Linked DNA regions of Homo sapiens: region 2 is linked to region 1. A link is a loop called in an ENCODE intact Hi-C map of the cell type or tissue named here. Cell type or tissue: heart left ventricle. All regions are shown on one strand. Links, peaks and the distances in the headings refer to the core of each region. The heading gives the core; the rest is flanking DNA.

Region 1 (2,500 bases), core at 1-2,500:
ATTTGGTTCATTTTACAATCAGAGACCTCTGATCTCTAATAGTCCCCCCTGCAGCTCCTCTGCATTGGCAAAAGCTCATCATTTGCAGCCACATGGATGGAACTGGAGGACATCATGTTAAGTGAAGGAAGCCAGGCACAGTAAGACAAATTTTGCACGTTCTCATTCATTTGTGGGAGCTAAAAACTAGAAGCAAATAAAGTCATGAAGATGGAGAGTAGAAGGAGGGCTACAAGATGCAGGGAAGGGTAGTGGGGAGGAGTGGGGGAAAGTGGAGATGGTTCATGGGTACAAAAATACAGTCACATAGAATGAATAAGATCTAGGCCGGGTGCAGTGGCTCATGCCTGTAATCCCAGCACTTTTGGGAGGCCGAGGTGGGTGGATCACCTGAGATCGGGGTTTGATGGTGAAACTCCATCTCTACTAAAGAAAAAAACTACAAAAATTAGCTGGCCATGGTGGAAGGCACCTGTAATTCCAGCTGCTCGGGAGGCTGAGGCACGAGAATCCTTTGAGCCCGGGGAAATGGAGGTTGCAGTGAACCGAGATTGCGCCACGGCACTCCAGCCTGGGCTAGAGAGTGAGACTCTGTCTCAGAGAAAAAAAAAAAGAATAAGATCTAGTATTTCCTAGATCTAGACAAGGTGACTATAGTCAACAACAATTTATTGTATATTTAAAAATAACTAAAAGAGTGGAATTGGAATGTTCCCAACACAAAGAAATGATGAATGCTTGAGGGGATGAATACCCCATTTGCCCTGATGTGATTATTACACATTGTATGCCTGTATCAAAACATCACATGTACCCCATAATATATATACCTACCAACCAAGTACCCATAAAAATAAAAATTAAAAAAACAAAAAACAAGAAAAAACCTTATCTTTAAACCAAGGCATGGTGAGATCCTGTTTCTTTTTCTCCTAAGCATGGGCTAAGATGGCACTAATGGAAGCTCAAGGTTCCAGAAGAAGACAGAAAGAGTTAGAATAGCAATTTCTGTTGTAGCCAGGGAACTGTTGATTCAAGGGAGTCACTCTTGCTCTGCCAGGCCTTAGAACTGGTGGAAGACCAGCCACGTTGGACCAGCCAATATGGCAATCTACAGCAAATAATGGCCCCCTTGGCTCAAGACTTCCATCTGCTGGAAGCCTGGTAATAACAGTTTTCAACTCTTTAATGACGAGGAGGTGAAATGCGCCCCCTAGGGTTGTGCGAAGCCTGGGGACCCACCTTGCTGAGGACCAGCAGACGCTGCTTCTCCTTCTCGCTGGTAGCTAGGGAGGCAAACTGCTGCAGCTGCAGAGGCGTTGGTGGCGTGGTGATGTCCAGGTAGTACTTGAAGGCCTGGAAGATGGTGCAGGGCGGGAGGCGGAGCTCGTCTGTCCAGTTACTGATGACACCTGTGGAGGTACAAGGCAGGTGACAGGTGGGTGTGGGAGGGCTTGAGTCCAAGTCGGGGGTTCAGGTCTGCTCCTGGAGCAGAGGATGGGGCCAGGAGAGGAGGGTGGCTCCAGAGCCAAGCAACCTTCTAGCTCTCCACCTTCCATGCCCAGAATCCAGGGGATTTCATGTGTGCAAGAAGCAAATCCCAAATTAGGCAAATGAATCCAAAAATTAAGAAAAATACATGAAGAGAGGAGAAAAATACTAAAATAGCATGACAGTCCACTGGCATTCTATACAATGAGCCCCCAGCTGTGCGTGACAGAGATAAGCCTATTTCGGCCCCATGTGTCTTTGCATGGTATCAGCCTCTCACCCCCTGAATGGGATGTTAGTGTTGTCATTATAAACACTAACACATTCTATATGCCGAGTACTATTATTAGTATTTTATATTAGCTCATTTAATCATCACAACAATCCAAGACAGTGTTATTCTTCTCCCTGCTGAGAAAAATAGAAGCATGGAGAGGTTAAGAAATTTGCCCGAGATCACACAGCTCATAAGCGTGAAGTCAGGCAGTGTGGCTTCAGACGTTGTTCTAACTACTATATTGTACCCCCTCTATACACTCTTCATCCAATACGTCCCTAAATATAAGCCTCTTCTCCATCAGGGGTTCAATCCCAAATAAAAAGCTCTATTTCAACACAGAGGAAGTACTGTCTGGGTTGGATTTATTTTTATTTTTATTTTATTTATTTATTTTTTTGAGACAGGGTCTCACTCTGTTGCCCAGGCGAGTGCAGTGGTGCGATCACAACTCACTGTAGCCTTGAACTCCCGGGCTCAAGTAATCCTCCCACCTCATGCTCCTGAGTAGCTGGGACTACAGACGTGTGCCATCATGCCTCACTACTTTTTTTTTTTTTTTTTTTTTTGAGATGGAGTTTCGCTTTTGCTGCCCAGGCTGGAGTGCAATGGTGTGATGGTGTGATCTTGGCTCACTGCAACCTCTGCCTCCTGGGTTCAAGCGATTCTCCTGCCTCAGCCTCCTGAGTAGCTGGGATTACAGGCATGTGCCACCATGCCTGGCTAATTTTT
Region 2 (11,339 bases), core at 3,988-6,487, 620 kb after region 1:
GTGGCAGATTTGAGCTTGACTCCTGTGTCCTTGGGAGTCAACTTTCAATAAGAAGCTTTTCTTTTCTCAAAAACCTGGCCAGGCACAGTGGCTCATGCCTGTAATCCCAGCACTTTGGGAGGCCGAGGCAGGTGGATCACGAGGTCAGGAGATCGAGACCATCCTGGTGAACACGGTGAAACCCCGTCTCTACTAAAAATAGAAAAAATTAGCCAGGCGTGGTGGCGGGTGCCTGTAGTCCCAGCTACTTGGGAGGCTGAGGCAGGAGAATGGCATGAACCCGGGAGGCGGAGCGTGCATTGAGCCAAGATAGCACCACTGCACTCCAGCCTGGGCGACAGAGCGAGACTCCAACTCAAAAACAAAAAACCGGCGTCATAGTATTGGCTTCTAGTGCATCAGACAGCGAGCCCCTTTTGCTCGATAACAATGAGAGATAACAAGGCAGTTGTGTTGAGCCACTAGGTTTTGAAGTGCAGGTCTGAGACACAGACCCACGCAGCCATGGGTCCCCACAACCACTGGCCATGTAAGCCTGCCTTCTGCTTCTTAAAAGTGCTTCTGAGACATGCATTTGAGACCTGTTTGCTCTCAGAATGCTCTTCCCCCAGATCTTCTCCTGTCTGATGCTTTCTTGTCATTCAAGTCTCAGCTTAAATGTCATCTCCCCAGAGAGGCTCGCTGTCAGTTTCAGTGTGAACTTGGTTAAGCGATAGACCCCAGTTATTCAATCAAACAACAATTTAGGCATCAGGTGAAGGTTTTCTGTTGCTGTGATTAAAGTCTATAATCAGGTGACTCTAAGTAAAAACTCTCCTCTATAATCCGGGTGAGCTGATTCAACCCATTGAAATTGAAATGCCTTAAAAGCGGAACTGAGACTCTTTTTCTTTCTTTTTTTTTTTTTCCTGAGACAGGGTCTCGCTCTATCACTCAGGCCAAAGTCCAGCAGTGCAATCTCGGCTCACTACAGCCTTGACCTCCCAGGCTCAGGTGATTCTCCCACCTCAGCCTCCTCAGTAGCTGGGATTACAGGCACACACCACACCTAGCTAATTTTTTGTATTTATTTTTTTTTTTCAGTAGAGATGGGGTTTTGCTGTGTTGCCCAGGCTGGTCTCGAACTCCTGCACTTGAGCAATCCACCCTCCTTGGCCTCTCAGAGTGCTAGGATTACAGGCGTGAACCACCGCACCCACCCAGAACTGAGATCTCTCCAAAGAAAAAGAAATTCCACCAGCCTGCCCTTCCTAACAGCCTGCCCTTCCTAACAAACAGCCTGCCCTTCCTAACAGCCTGCCCTACAGATTTCAGACCTTCCCAGCCAGCCCCCACCATTGCATAGGCCAATTCCTTGCAATAAATCTCTTAATATATCTTATTGGTTCTACTCCTCTGGCTGAACCCTGACTGACCTGCTCTGATCAGCCCATCAAAGCCAGCCACAAAGCCACCATTGTTTCACTTCAGTTTTAATTCTTGCATAAAACCTATTACCATTTGATTTTTTTTTTTTTTTTTTTGAGACAGAATCTCACTCTGTCGCCCAGGCTGGAGTGCAGTGGCATGATCTTGGCTCACGGCAGCCTTGACCTCCCAGGCTCAGGCAATCCTCCTGCCTCAACCCCTCAAGTAGCTGGGACTATAGGTGTGTGCCACCACACCCAGTTAGATGGATTTTTTGTCTATTTTTTTGTACAGATGGGGTCTTGCTATGTTGCCCAGGCTGGTCTTGGACTCCTGGACTCAAGCGATCCTCCTGCCTCAAGCCCCACAAAGTGCTAGGATCACAGGCATAAACCACTGCGCCCAACTTGATATTTTTCTTATTCATTGTTTCTTCCAACATATTCTAGAGCAGCACTGTCCACTAGAATATTCTGTGATGATGGGGATGTTCTAGAACTGTGCTATTGCAATAGGGCAGCTGCTAGCCACCTGTGGCGATGAACAACTTGAAACATGGCTCCTGAGAACGAAGAAGGGAATTTTAACTTTTATTTAATGAATATAAGTTTACCTGGTCACACGAGTCTGGTGACCGCTGTACTGAACAGTGCAGGTCTGGGACACAGACTGATGAGAACCCACAGCCAGCCAGCCTTCCCCACCACTGTTATCCCCAACCCCTCCTGGCAACTGACACAGGGGGAGTTCCAACCGTGTTTACAGAATGAATGAATGGAGCCATTTGCGCCTAAGCGCGTTCGCATCAGGTTTCTGCCGCTCGTAAGCGAGAGTCCTAATTTGATGCTATCTACATGTAAGGGATTCCTGAGTGCCTACAGAACAGGAGGGCTGGAGAAGTTACAGGGGAAAGGAAAGACATCAGTGTCAACACCAGAACATACGAGACCCTGTGGGCTCCGGGAGGAGCAGCTCTTCCTCTGCCAGCCCAGCCTTTCCCAAGTTAGAAGCAAGTAGAACAATAGGGCAATCAAGACCCACTCTTAGTCTTTGTTCCAGTCAAAGGAAGACCGTACGGTGGCAGGCGGCATTCTGGGGGGCTTCATTCAAAGCCCAAACTGGGAAGAAGCCAGAGGGCATCTGAGGCTGTCCTATTTCGGGGGCCACTCTGCATCCTGTTTTTCTCCTGACTGCCAGTTCTCCCCCTTGATACTCAAGAGAAGAAGCCAGAGGAGGGCCCAGGCAGGCAAGCTCCCAGGAGGTTGCAGGGGTGCAAGGGCACCTGCCTGTCTGCAGCACCCTGGCCTCCACTCTCTCCCCTCCGTGGCTCCCTGAGCCCCCGAAGGATTCCCAGCATCTGTCACCTGCTCTAAGCCACCCATCGACTCTGCAGCCAGAGTGTTATTTAAAAACCGGAAAAGAGATCCAGACACCTTCTGTTCAGCCTACCCTGCTTACTCTGCAGTGTAAGCTCCTTGCCATGGCCCACCGTGGGGGCTGGCCCTGCCCACCTGTCTGGCTCCAGCTCCCACCACTCTCCCCAGCATCCCCACTGGGCACCCATACTGTTCTCTCTGTGCCTGGGATGCTCCCCTCCCTCCCGTCCCAAGGCACTTCTGAGTGTTCCCATCACTCCCAGTCATTAAGACTTCCCCTCCTCTTCAGGTCTCAGTTCAATCCTGAAGTCCTGAGAAAGTCCCTGAGCCCTGGAACCCAACACTGTGTGTGCCAGATGCAGAGAAAGTGCTTGATAAACACACGTGGGAGGGGGAAAAGGAGGGAAGGGTAGAAAAGAAGGAAGGGGAGGAGGAAGGAAAGCAGTATCTCCCATTATCCTTACATAAGCATATTCGTTTTAAAAAAGGAAAACAATATCCACAACACAGATCTTCTATTATCTTGACCAGAGGTTTTTCCTTGGGAAAGGAAAGATACAGATGACCACAAATTATGAGGCTGAAAACCATCAAAATGCCAAAAAGAAGAGGAGAGAGAGAAAAAGAACAGCAGAGAAGAGGAAGAAGGCCACAGCAACAGCACTCTGATAGCTGGGCCACATCTCCGCCAGGCTCTCTTCTGATAAGACAGCTGTGGCCCAGGACAGGAAGGTCTAGGAAGGGACCCTGCTGTCCTCAGACGCTGAAGTTCCCAGTTTTGGAATGGAGTGGGAGGTGGAGACAAATGGTGAGAACGTGCTCTTCCTGCAGCCAAATCAGTTTCACCCTAGGACCTCAGCTCTGTAGTAACCACGGAGGAAAACTAGGGCTGTGCCCAGAGAAAACTGGTTTGAGGTTTTGCCTCTATTTTTGTGGCCAGGGAATGGTAGGTTACCTCTGGAGAACAATCAAGCCAGACAGAAGGGGAGTAGTCTCAAAAGAAACAGCAGTGCTGAGGGAGACCGTGGCTCAGAGGGAAGGGAAACAAAGAATGAGAGTGCTTAATTAGAAAGGCTGAAGCCCCTTGGAAGGGCCCCTTGGAGGAAAAAAGAGAGGAGGATGAGGAGAAGTGGAGAAAAGTGAGCTGGGGGAAGAAAAAGGCTGGAGGAGCCTGGTGATGGTGATGGCGATGATGGTGGTAATGATGGTGGTGGGTGGTGATGGTGGTAACAACAGTGATGGTGGTGGGTGGTGATGGTGGTAGTGGTGGTGATGGTGATGATGGTGATGATGGTGATGACGGTGCTAACAATAGTGATGGTGGTGGTGGTGATTTGCCTGTATCATCTCATGTAATGCTCCCAGCAACCACTGTGGCCCACATGATCATCATCCCCATCCTGCTGCTTAGGAAACAAAGCACAGAATCATAATATGTCGTATCCACAATCACACAGCTAATAGGTGGCAGAGCCAGAACTTAAACCCAAGTTTGTTGGACTCCAGATTCCATACTCCTAGAAGATGATTGAGGACTAAGAAGGAGAAAGGAGAAAGAGAACGGAGGCTGCCCTAGCCACCTTATTTAATATGATGACCAGTCCCTCCATTCCAGAGGGCACTACCAACCCCGCTTAGCCTGCTGCACGTCTTCTTTAATCCATAGCACTTATTCTCACACACTGCATAAGGTACGTGATCATTAAGACAATAATTCATTGTCTGTGCCCCAGCCCCCCACACTAGAAAGTAAACTTTATGGAGACACACACCTCAGCACGCATTTCTAGAGATCAGAAGAGCACCTGGCATAGAATAACCATGCAACCAATTTCGTTGAATGAGTGAATAATGGTTTTTTGGTTTCAGGACATAGCTGCCACGAGAAGGAAAGGTTAAGCTATCCTGGCTCTGGGATCCTTTGATCTTGCTAAATGAATGAATGAGTATTCTTTGGTTTCAGGCTAAGGGTGATCTAACAAGCTATGAGAAGAGAAAAATGAGTTAAGATTTCCTATCTTCGGGGCTCCTTGGGCACTGGAAAATAAAGATATCCCTAAAACCCAAGGAGAAAACTAAGATTAGCATTAACATCTCTAAAATAAAGCTACCTCCATCCTCTGAGAAAGAAAGAGAGAGAGACAGACAGACAGACACAGAGACAGAGACAGACAGGGACAGAGAGAGAGAAAGAGATGACATTCTTGGCCAAGCACAAAGCAGCCTTGCTGCCATATCCTTGGTCTCCATATGAGTTCCTCAATACAACTTGTCTTCTGTCATTTAACAAACATGCATCCAGCCCTCACTTTGGGCCAGAATTTTAAAAACCTGATTTCATCACTGTAGGAAACACCAGCTCTGGGTTGAGCTGGGGCTATTAAGATGAATACAATATCACCCTCAAGAAGTAAGAGTATGATGGGAAAGATACTAGTTTATTCCTCAGTCTGGGATAACATTTTTAGAGTAAAGGAAAGCCATCCAACTCCCAAGATGGTTAGAAGCTTCAAGGAACCAATTATTATTTTTGAGGGAAGAAGGGAATTCCAAACATGAAGGATACTTTGAGGATGGCTCACTGGTTCCCCCTGGTGGACATTAATAGCAAGCACATCACACAGCTTTTCAGAGGTAGGGAGGGGCTCAGCGGTGTAGACCTGGTGGTCACTGAAGTATCTGCTGTTCCGGTAGCCAAGGCAAGAGGTCAGCTCAGTTTGCAGAGCCCAGGAAAGGCCTCATAGAGAACCAGGCTTTGCACTGGGCCTGGGGAAGAGCAGGGATTCACCAGAAGGACAAAAGGAAAGAAAATTCTAGGCAGAGGGATGTGAGTACCAAGATGTGAAATCCAAGCCTCATCTAGAAAACTCTAAGTAATTCATGAATTTAGCAGATATTTAGGGCTTGAAGGGAAAATGTGAATGGTAGGACTTCAAGTAGGAGCCAAACCCTGGGATGTTTTCCAATCCATGAGGAAGACTGTGTTCTTTAAGCCACTGGTAAGTTTTCAAGGATTGCTTGAGCTCAGGAGTTCGAGACCAGCTGGAGCAACATGACAAAACTCTATCTCTACAAAAAATACAGAAAAGTTTGCCAGGCATGGTGGCACACGCCTGTAGTCCTAGCTACCCAGGAGGCTGAGTGGGGGGATCGCTTGACCCCAGGAGGTAGAGGCTGCAGTGAGCCAAGATTGCGCCACTACACTCCAGGCTGGGCAACAAAGCAAGACCCCATCTCAAAAAAAAAAAAAATACACATGTATTGAACCATTACTATGTGCTAGATATTGATCTTCCTGGGAATTGAATAGTGAGCAGAAACAAGTATGATCCCTGCCCTTTTGCAGCTTACAGTCTAGTGGAAAAGAGAGGCATTCATTTAAAAACAAATTGCTCCCCAAAACAGGTAAGCATTAAAATGTTTTTAAGTGGCACCATCACCTGCAGGAACAGCATACGTGAAGTACAGTGTTAAGGATCAGAACTGGGTACACAATTCTTTACTAAGAAGTCTGAGTTGAGCTGACTTCAGTGCTAAGTGCTGTAGGAATGGGTTAAAATGGAGCACTTGGTCATTGCTTTCAAGGTCCCAGTGGCCCTAAGGCTGGCATCTGAGGCAGGACATAGAAGACTGAGTCTTAGCAGCCTGGGAAGAGTCCAGAGGGAGGCCTATGTGGAGGTAGGGGATCAGTGTAGGTTCAAACCATAGTGAGGTGTGTAATGAAAAGTGCTGCTTGACCAAGCATGGGGACACATGCCTGTGATCCCAGCACTTTAGGAGGCCGAGGCAGGAGGACTGCTTGAACCCAGGATTTCGAGACCAAACTGGGCAATGACAAGGCGAAACCTAGTCTCCACGAAAATTAGACAGGTGTGGTGGTATGCACCTGTAGTCCCAGCTACTGGGGAGGCTGAGGTGGGACAGTTGCTTGAGCCCAGAAGGTCGAGGCTGCAGTGAGCTGTGATCACATCACACCACTGTACTCCAACCTGGGTGACAAAGCAAGACCCTGTCTCAAAAAACAAAAAATAGAGGCAGGCCAGGCACGGTGGCTCATACCTGTAATCCCAGCACTTTGGGAGGTCGAGCCGGATGGATCACCTGAGGTCAGGAGTTTGAGACCAGCCTAGCCAACATAGGGAAACCCCGCCTCTACTAAAAATACAAAAATTAGAGCAGCATGGTGGCGCATGCCTGTTGTCCCAGCTACTCAGGAGGCTGAGGCAAGGGAATCACTTGAATCCAGGAAGTGGAGTTTGCAGTGAGCCGAGATCATGCCACTGCACTGCAGCCTGGGCGACAGAGAGACTCCATCTTAAAAAAAAAAAAAAGAAAGTGGCTATTACTAGCATCTACTAAATGATATAGAATAGAACAGGAATGAATTTACAACATCTTCATCATGCATAAGAAGGAGGAGTATTGTTTCATGAAACATGCTATAATTGTGTATGTGTATGTGTAGCTGTGTGTGTGCATGTATGTGTACCTATGTGTGTGGGGGGGGTCACAATATAAATTGTACTGTCCATCTGGATCAAAAAAATTTTTAAAAAGATCAGAGGACAGGGCCAGGTGTGATGGCTCACACTTGTAATCCTAGCACTCTGGGAGGCCAAGGCAGGCGGATTGCCTGAGCTCAGGAGGTCAAGACCAGCCTGGGCAACACGGTGAAACCTCGTCTCTACTAAAATACAAAAAAAAAAACTAGCTGGGCGTGGTGGCATGCACCTGTAGTCCCAGTTACTCGGGAGGCTAAGGCAGGAGAACTGTTTGAACCCAGGAGGTGGAGGTTACAATGAGCCGAGGTCGCACCACTGCACTCCAGCCTGGGTGACAAGAGTAAGACTCTGTCTCAAAATAAATAAATAAATAAATAAAAATCGGAGCACCAGAACTTTCATGGTCTCGCACAGCCTAGAATGTCACAAAAAAATGACTATTCTTCCCCATGGTCTCGCACAGCCTAGAATGTCACAAAAAAATAACTATTCTTTCCCATAAGGCTGACATAAATGCCTCTCTCATGGAAACTGGAATCTCACTCTACTTTTAAGGATGCTGCCAAACTCAGTAGTGCCTCCCGGATGAGACAACATGAATTCTGAAAAGCAATTAAAAACCTAACCTCAAACGCTCACTGTCAGGCATTGTGCCGGCATAAATTGGTACAAACTTTCTGGAAAGATATATGACAATGTTCACCATAATTTTTAAAATATGGGTTTTTTGTTGTTGTTTTTTGTTTTTGAAATGGAGTCTCGCTGTCACCCAGGCTGCAGTGCAGTGGCACAATCTCAGCTCACTGCAACCTCCACCTCCCAGGTTCAAGAGATTCTCCTGCCTCAGCCTCCCAAATAGCTGGGATTACAGGCATGCGCCACCAAGCCCAGCTAAATTTTTGTATTTTTAGTAGAGATGGGGTTTCACTATGTTGGTCAGGCTGGTCTCAAACTCCTGACCTCAGGTGATCCACCGGCCTCGGCCTCCTAAAGTGCTGGGATTATAGGTGTGAGCCACCACGTCCGGCCAAAATATGCAAATGTTCCACTGCAAGACCCCTCTCCTATGAATTCACTGTAAAGAAATAGCCACGGGGGTCCCCAAAGATAACACTCAGGGGTATTCACAGCAGCGTTGCTTATGATAGGAAAAATATGGATATTTCCAAAAATAGGAGATTGGTTGAATAAATTGTTAGTATTCAGGTATTAAAAATAAGAAGTGAATGCATTTATTGACAAAGGAAGATGTTTATGACAACACTGTAATTTGGTGCAATTTTTTTTAAGACAGGACCTCACTCTGTGGGCCAGGCTGGAGTTCAGTGGTACTATCTCAGCTTGCTGCAGACTTGACCTCCAGGACTCAAGCAATCCTCCCACTTCAGCCTCCCAAGTAGCTAGGACTACAGGCGCATGCCACCACACCCAGCTAATTTTCTTTTTTTGGTAGAGGTAGAGTCTCTTTATGTTGCCCAGGCTGGTCTCAAACTCCTGGGTTCAAGCAATTCTCCCACCTTGGCCTCCCAAAGTGCTGGGATTACAGGTGTGAGCCACCATGCCTAGCCTGCAATTTTTTTTTAAAGAGAGAAAACTGCCATCTGCTTCTCACTGTGGGTAAAGAGAGAAAGTCACCTTTGGAGCAGATTTTGTATGTACTGAGTGACTGAGAGGCCCCTCCCTGTCAGCCACACTCATGTTGGGTGAGTCAACACCATTGTGCTAGAGGTAAAGAGTAACATGACCTTTACAGCTCGTCAGCCAGGAGTGATTTTGCCTCCCTGGGAACATTTTGAAATATCTGGGGATATTTCCATGTGTCATGACTTTGAGTTGGGGGATGTTACTGGTATCTCATGGGCAGAGGTCAAGGATGCTTCTAACCAAACATCCTTCAACACATAAGACAGCCCCCAGTGCATGGTCTGCCCCCCATTTTATTTTTGAGACAGGATCTTGCTCTGTCACCCAGGCTGGAGTGCAGCAGTGTGATCATAGCTCACTGCAGCCTCAATCAATGTCCTGGGCTCAAGTGATCCACCAGCCTCAGCCTCCCGAGTAGCTGGGACTACAGGCGTGTGCCACCACACATGGCACATTTTTTTGTATTTTTTGTAGAGACGGGGTTTCGCCATGTTGCCCAGGCTGGTCTGGAATTCCTGAGCACAAGAGATCCTCCTGCCTTGGCCTCCCAAAGTGCTGGGATTACAGGCGTGAGCCAGTGTGCCCGGCCGCATGGTCCCTTTTGATGCTGACTGTACCTGAATCAGGATCTGCCAGCAAGAAAAAATACAAAAGGGCACGCATGGAGGACTGGGCCGATGACCTGTTTCAAGTATGTTCTGTTTTGTTCACCGCTGCCTTCTCAGCCCTGCTGGCACCCCATAGCCACTCAGATTAGAAGACTTCTCCAGGCCTAGAACAATATTCAACAAATGCTTGTTGAATAGAGCAGGTTGAATCAAGCAAGGGCATCTGTGAGCCTCCACCTGACTCTGCCAGACTGATGCTCAACAGTGACACCTTGTGGTGGGAACTGCAACAACCGTGCTGATGGCCACTAACACTTCTCCGTGGCTGGCATGTGCAGAGCGGATCCCTTGGGACAGAAAGGCCCCAGAATTTGCAGAAAAATCATGAGGCTAAAGAGAAGCAGGAAGCCTCAGGAAGATGATATCTGATGTTCTGCTAATAAAGACAAACAGGTATCTGAGCAATTAATGGAAAAGATCCAGGAGGGATGACAATATATTTGGCCCCCAAACTGATAGAACAAGTCACAGAGGTTATTTTATTAGGTGAAAAAAAAAAAAATTTAAGCAATATGTGTGGATAATTCTATTTTTTAAAGTATACATATATCCATTTGTCAGGAAAAATTATACCAAAATGACAAGAGCAGTTACCTAGAGGGTGGAGCTTAGGGTGATTTTTTTAAAATCTATTTTCTGGTTTATGTTACAATTAATGCAAATTACTTCTGTTAAAAAAAAAATTAGAAGCTAGACATTGACCCAAAATGCAAAGCCACGTCAGAATGTCTAAAGTAAAAAGACCCTGGTCTCCTATTCACACTCAATATTTTCATATCTGGACCCTAATTATCCAGAACCAGATACCCTAAACCTCAGCGGGTCTTCCTGGGGCAAGAGTTCAAATCCAAGAGCTGCCCTTGCTGGTGTCTTCCGGCCTCCAAATCCCAGGTCCACGCTGCCTCTTCCTGCGTTTCGGATTTGCCCCCCAGGGTTGACTCTGTCTCGTCCTGGCCTGCAGTGGCGGGCACGGGATGCCGAGGGACCGCGGCAGCTGTGCTGGGGACAAGTCTCCACATCCCCGACCCCGGGGCCTGCTCACCTGACATGTGGACATTCCTGAGGCAGGAGAGGGAGGCGTTGAGGCGGGCACACTCCTCCCGGTTGGCTCCGTATTTCTCCACAGTCTCGCACACCTGTTCATCCGTCATCTCCAAGAGGTCCTCCAGGCTCAGCTGGCCGGGGGAGATTTCCTAGAGGAGGGGAGAAGGATTGTCAACCGTGGGGCAGGAACAGCATCTCTGCCTCCACGCTGCCCTGTAGTGGTGCCTAGAGGAGAACACTCCGCAGTGTAAACGCTTTGCATGACAGTGGGGTCTCCGAATCTCGGGTTTGCCACTCATTATCTAGATAACCTCTGACCAGTCGCTCAACCTCTCTGGGCCTCACTTTGCTCATCTGTAAAGTGGGACTCCTAAGTGTCCATACTTGGCAAGGTAGCGCAGGTGCTTAGTGCTATTATAATTACTACCCTGTCTGGCGTCAACACTGTGCCTGTCTCTCGAATGTTTATAAGGCAGGGCCCCATTTTTTCATGTTTGCTTGGCTCTCAGTGCCTCCCACTCTGCAGGGACTCATCTAAAATCCCAGCACAAACTCAGAGCAAGCACAGGACAAGGCAGGTGTGCTGGTGGCTGGGTCCCACTCTCTCTCTGCTTCCTCTCTTCTCTGGCTGCAGGGTCTAGGGCTCACACTGGTCTTCAGAAACCCTAATGGAAAAGGGGCTGAAAGTCCATGCCCCG

What was found. Hi-C counts contacts between places; a loop is a spot of excess contacts. Peaks named below come from ENCODE experiments on the same cell type or tissue, not always from the same donor. Only the 100,000 strongest peaks of a DNase experiment are listed, where the experiment ranks them.
Region 2: it touches region 1 in a loop (5-fold over the local background); 57 of 110 quality-filtered maps call a loop at or near these places.

What each region holds. Positions count from the first base shown.
Region 1 is chr12:117,230,720-117,233,219 of GRCh38, forward strand. NOS1 (nitric oxide synthase 1) reads right to left here. Exons shown (of 29, transcript NM_000620.5): 22 at 1,243-1,412. Among named protein-coding and RNA genes, the nearest start is that of FBXO21, 42 kb to the left of the region's middle. RefSeq lists a silencer at 2,122-2,288. In heart left ventricle, for the core only: no CTCF peak of the experiment used is centred there; a DNase peak (open chromatin) is centred at 1,322; H3K27me3 peaks cover 1,593 bases.
Region 2 is chr12:117,844,789-117,856,127 of GRCh38, forward strand. KSR2 (kinase suppressor of ras 2) reads right to left here. Exons shown (of 20, transcript NM_173598.6): 3 at 10,640-10,790. Among named protein-coding and RNA genes, the nearest start is that of KSR2, 120 kb to the right of the region's middle. RefSeq lists an enhancer at 2,180-2,697. In heart left ventricle, for the core only: a CTCF peak has its summit at 5,382 (motif pointing left); no DNase peak of the experiment used is centred there.